2 separate regions of the Homo sapiens genome follow, and region 2 is linked to region 1. Evidence: chromatin contacts called from ENCODE Hi-C or POLR2A ChIA-PET data. All regions are on one chromosome and are shown on one strand. Each heading gives the region's core, a stretch centred on a gene start or an enhancer-like site at or near the end of the contact. The rest is flanking DNA. Distances are from core to core; before and after follow the strand shown.

Region 1 (2,700 bases), core at 88-2,587:
AGTGATTCAGCGGAAACCGCATATTGAAATCTAACCCTCTGAAAAATCCTAAAGGTTTATTTTATGCTACTCTTTTCCTTTTGCCATGTCAACAATTGGACTGCTTTGGAAAACCTTAGTATGAGCAAATGCAAAACCTGTTAATATAATTTCCATAGGTCTCTAAAGAACAAACAGTATTGAAATTTAGCAAATGGAAATTAAAATTTAAAAAGTTTGGGATTTTGTATTAAAAGATTTTAAATTAATCTACACCGATATCAGAATGCCCATAAATAACTTCATCTTGGATCAGAGTCAACGAAGTAATCATGGAATAAAAGGTCAATTCGTTCCCAAGCATCTTTTATCTGGGACTTACAACAGGGCTCAATAAGAAAAACAAGAGAAAGGGAGAGGGAAATGGAGTACTAGGACATTGGTAAACACATACTGTTTTGCCTCTTTGCCTCTATACTCCCAAATATACCCGTTAAAAACATACTGGCAGATTACTTTGAATTCAGCACGCGCTCTATAAACCCCTTCCAAGCAAAGGAGTTCCAAGGCGCAGGTCTTGGAACAACACAAATAACCTCAGGTCTGCAAAATAAGGAAGTTCCCCTTTAATAAGGACCGAGGCTAAGGCTAAGATCCTCTCACTTCCATGAATGGCAAAGTTACCAACTTTGCTCATCCCGTGCAGACAGTGGATGATGCCTCCCCAGTCTTACTTTAAGCCATTTGTCCCCAAATAACCCAAGTTTCTAAAAACCAGACGGAACGAGAAGCTTAGGGTTCCCTAAGTTTAACTCCTCCTTCGTCCCTTCCCAATACAAAGACACACAAACTGGGGGGGACACGGAGGTCGGTGCCCTCGAGGCTTAAGTCGCCATTTGCTGACCTCAACGGCTGGCCCGGCATGCGGCCCGGCGAGGACACGAGCGCGGCGGACGCCCTCTCAGGGCGCCCGGACGGCCGACCCGGGACGCGCATGGACCGGGGTCAGCCGCCTTTCCTCTGCTCCAGGCCGGGCCCGTCAACCCCACGGCCGCCAGCGCCAGCGCCTCGGTCCCGGCCGCGGCCTCAAACTGCCCGGCCGCTGCCTTCGTCCCCGCCGCAGCGCGGACGGCGCCGGCCTCCCCTGCGGGCCTCCCGTCACTCACCGGCCGGCGCGGCCGAACCGCGGCCCAGGCCCTAGCTGCCCTGGACGCCGTGCCCAGCTGCTCCGCTCTGTCCCGGCGACGCTCCGTACCCCACACAGCCGTCCGAACCGCCTCCTCCGCCCCTCTTCCCCAGCCGGGCCGCCGCCTTTTCTCTTCTCCCGGCCTGCTCCAGAGGCAGCCACCCTCCTCGCGCGCCCCGCCCCGCTGCGCCCCGCCCACCCGGCCCGGCTTCTGCCGACAGCTGGGCGGGGACGCGCACGCAGTCCCGGCGGGGACGCGCACGCCGCCCTCTGACCCCGCAGCGTCGTGGCTAGAGTAGGGTCTGGAGAGAGCTCCCACTGTGGCGAGTCCTGTCGTTGGATTCCCGCGGCGCCCCGTAAGGCTCCGCCCCGGCGGTGCTACCAAACCCTGTTCGATTTTAGAATCGTACATTCCCAGAGGGAATCCTAGACCCCTCATTTTACAGTTGAGGAAACAGGCCCAAGTAGCATGACTTGTTCGCGCCGCTAGTCGAAGGAGCAGCAGCCCCGATCCCTTGACTCTGGGGCACTGCTTTCCCTTTAGCTCATTTTTGGAGGAAATGGGTGCGCCCTTGCTCGACCTTTGGTGATTGCCGCCACAGGCCTTCCCGCCGGCTAACTCAGCGTGCCCAAGTCCCGTGACTTAGTGCCAGGACGGTGCTGTGACCCGTTATCCCCTGTCGGGTTTTACCTCCCCCCGGGAGAGCTCAGCCCTGGATCCCGGCGGGCGGCGGAGCCTCTCTGGAGCCCGGACGGGACAGCCCACCAGGGTCTGCTTCTGTGAGGGGCCGAGGCGTCATTCCGCGAAGGTAATTAGCTGGGGAGGGGACTTGAAGCCGCTTTTGCAGTGTACCTTACATATGACTGGGGAGTAAAGAAATCCCACAGGGCTGTATCAAAGAATGGATGGATGTCCACGCCCCCGCTACCACCACCAAGCCTTGGTCTACGGCCGAGGGACAGTGATTCCGAGCTCTGGGTGTTGGGAGCCGCTCACCCGCCCCCACCCCTCTGTCGGGGACTCCTGCCCACCCCGTCGCAAGAGAATTACAACAAAGGAAAGATGGTTGTAATCCTGGCAGTGGGGATGGGGGCAGAGCCAGGAAAACACTGTTGTCATCCTTTTTGTGGCTGCATCTTTACCCCTTGCTGTTGTGCTTTGGGAAAGAGAGCTCACACATAATTTGCTATCCTACAGAGAAAGCCTGTGGGTTTTTCAGATCCGTAAATTAAACAAAACAAAACAAAAACTGAGTTAGGAACTTAGATTACAGAGTAAAGGTTGATTCCTTAAATGATTAACTTTTTGAAAAATTATCTGTTCCCCTTATTTTGCCTGATTTGGCTGTAGACAGGCTCTGGTCCTCGGTTCAGACCTTGAGAGCCACTGTCCAGAGAGCTACATGGTCAGGATGGGGAAACAGGCAGGATGGCCCAGTGGGAGAGGATGTAGGTGCTGCTACACTATAGCCCCGCTCAATGCTCACTGTCCTGGATTGAGTCACAGACCTTTGTTTTGCTTTAGCTGTCCTCTT
Region 2 (2,700 bases), core at 147-2,646, 90 kb after region 1:
ATAATCACTTCTGGATTATATTTACCAAATTATTTTATTCCTATTTTAAACTCAGAATTTCATAATCAGTTTTTTTCACTCAGATGTTTATTTTAATTATATTTTAAAAGTGTGAGACAGATGTCACAAATGATCTTTAAATTAAATGAACAAAAATTCAAATAAAAAAAAAACAGAATAGAATTCCACATGTAGAATTCTACACATAGTATGGCTAGGCTTCTCTGTGAGTTGGAATGTAGAGATACAGAGTTTTTTTCTCTACAAAAAGGCTGTATAAGATATCTCTATTATCAAGAGATATGCTTGCTAAAAATGCAGATTTCTGGACCACATCCCAGGTCTAATGAGTCAAAGTTTATGGAGACAGAGCCTGAACAAAAATATTTATTTTAAAAAGCAGGCCAGTTGATGGTCACATACTTAAAAGTTTGACAAAAAAAGCAATTGTGTAGCATGTGGTGGGTGGGAAGGGTACTGTATTGCTGTCACTATATCTATGTAGTGGCTGTATCTATTTTCTCCCGGACAGAAATTTCTTATTATCTAAGACTCTTGACCAGTATATAGGGTCAGGGTTTCCACTGGCAAAATGCTTTGTATAAAACCTAGCCAAATGTAAGACACAGGGAACAAGACATGTGGGCCATATGTTCTGCCAGGAGGCCTACTTCACCATCCAAAATGCCTGGCAGTTGTCAGAACTTGCAAGGGGAATTTTGTTTACTTTGTGAGATGCCCAGTAGGTTCCAAAGGTCATTTAGGAATACCATCACACTGTTGCTAGGGAAGAAATGGTCTTCAACTTAAGTGCATCCACCGAACAGGACATTTGTGATCCCAGTATTCATTTTATATCTATGGTCAATCAACAGCATTCCTTACATTGTAAAATCTCTTATTTCCAAGAAATACTACTTAAAAATGTCTACTACTAATAAATAATAGTTTTATGCTTTCCAAATATCTTTTATCCACAAAAAAGCTATATGATTAAGCATTCTGTACGATATATGGTTTGCTATGTCTGAGAATCTTGACATAAATACAGTGAAATAATCATTTCAGAAATAAATTTTATATTTCAGATAATATAAACATTTCAATTAAATAAAAAATTACTTGTCAGTATTGCTTGTTAAAGAACAACGATTTGATAATCAACAGTAATATAAAGAAAAAAACTAGGTTTAGAAATAATTGGAACTAGTAGTTTCTAAAATTTGAAAATAATGCCTTAATTATTTACACAAAGCCATCTTTATTTACATACTAATCCAAAATAGGCAATATGATCATTTATGTGGAAGTTTCAAAGAGTCACAAGAGAGGGGTGAAGTCTCAGAATACAATAAGCTGATGTTTCAAGGAGGAAGTGACAGACAGCAGGCCAGAAATGTGACAGAAGTCAGAAGAAGAGACAGGAAGCACAAGGCAAATGTGGCAGACACAAATGGTAACAGAAAAAGCAGTGAAGAGCCAACCTAAACATGGCGTGAAGCAGTGTGACAACGTCGAGGAGGGATAAAATTTGCCCGCACAATGGTACAATAGTCTTATGTTTAAGAAAAGGAAATGTAATTACATGTGCATCTATGATAAAAAGGGAAATTATCTTTAGTAAATTCTATAAACTTAATTTTTTTTAAAAGATGCTTCAGTTAATTCACGTGTTAATCAATACTCATGAAAGACAGCGAGAAGTGAGAGCACAATAAACAGTATTTATATACCGATATCCCTGCTCCAACAGCACAGCACATGTAACTGTGCCAATCTCTATCCTGGGTGTCTAGGAAAGCTGCCATAAAATGAACAGGTGTTTGGATTTGATGGGCTCAATGACTCAGTTTCGTAGAGGCTGTGCTGTTTACCAGTAGCTAGAGCAATCACTTCCTTAACCTCTCTGCGCAAAACCTGACACAGCAGTTCTTTCTTATGCCAGTTCCTTGTACTGTGATGCATGCTGTCACCTAAGGGTGAGCCACCTCTTCTTAGCCACAAAGGCCATCTGTGGCCCTTGAGATGCTGTGGCCAGAGGAAGAGAAAGAAGAGAAAAAAGGAAGGGCTAAGAAAGACTATCTTTATGGAAAGGAAAGGAGAAACTATAGGAGTGGGAAGAAAGGGAGAGAGGGACTGGGAAGCAGCATAGCTCCTAAGTGCAGGCAGGATAAAGAATAACTGTCAAATGCCTCAGGGCTGCACCATAAGTCACCTACTTCTTCCTTCAATAACTCTTTGGTATTTGCTTTAAAAATATAGTCCTCCCTCAGTATCTGTGAGGGACTGACTGCTTCCAAAACCCCTGTGGATACCAAAATCCCAGGATGCTCAAGGCCCTTATATAAAATGATGTCATATTTGCATATAACATACACACATCCTCCTGTATACTTTAAATCATCTCTAGATTACCTCATATAATCCCTACACATCATTGCATTTGCGTGGATTCAATGTAAACTCAGCATGCTGCAAATTCAAGTTCTGCTCTTTAGAACTTCATGGAATTTTTCTTTTTCCAAGTATTTTTGATCTATGGTTGGCTATATCCACAGATACACAGGGCTGACTGTAAAATGTATTCAGGGGATTCACAGAGAGGGAACAGGACTAGATGATCCTTAGGTCATGATGCTCTCATCACGTATCCTTGCCTGTTCTGTTATTCCCATACTGTCCTGCACTTCCTTCCTGCTT

The links. A loop is a pair of places that touch in the nucleus more often than their neighbours do. ChIA-PET counts read pairs that join two places held with the same protein, here RNA polymerase II (POLR2A). Pooled maps may share reads with other maps.
Region 2: a map of gastrocnemius medialis shows a loop between it and region 1 (2.6-fold over the local background). The contact joins the enhancer-like site here to the promoter of FBXO30 in region 1. A Hi-C loop is called at or near these places in 8 of 168 maps with a recorded cell type or tissue (HepG2, IMR-90, MCF 10A and 4 more), 1 of 37 single-sample maps with no recorded cell type and 9 of 50 pooled maps. POLR2A ChIA-PET finds 5 or more read pairs at or near these places in 6 of 52 experiments (AG04450, GM12878, H1 and 3 more).

What each region holds. Positions count from the first base shown.
Region 1 is chr6:145,813,458-145,816,157 of GRCh38, forward strand. FBXO30 (F-box protein 30) reads right to left here and starts at 1,338. Exons shown (of 3, transcript NM_032145.5): 1 at 1,146-1,338. All of the region lies in intron 1 of EPM2A-DT (EPM2A divergent transcript), which reads left to right. RefSeq lists enhancers at 747-1,301, 2,359-2,428 and a silencer at 979-1,518.
Region 2 is chr6:145,903,180-145,905,879 of GRCh38, forward strand. All of the region lies in intron 25 of SHPRH (SNF2 histone linker PHD RING helicase), which reads right to left. Among named protein-coding and RNA genes, the nearest start is that of SHPRH, 60 kb to the right of the region's middle. Within about 2 kb of position 1,397, at least 3 of the 41 ENCODE cell types and tissues checked have a DNase peak (open chromatin) inside an H3K27ac peak, as active enhancers do; they include GM12878 and gastrocnemius medialis, where a contact is called at or near this core.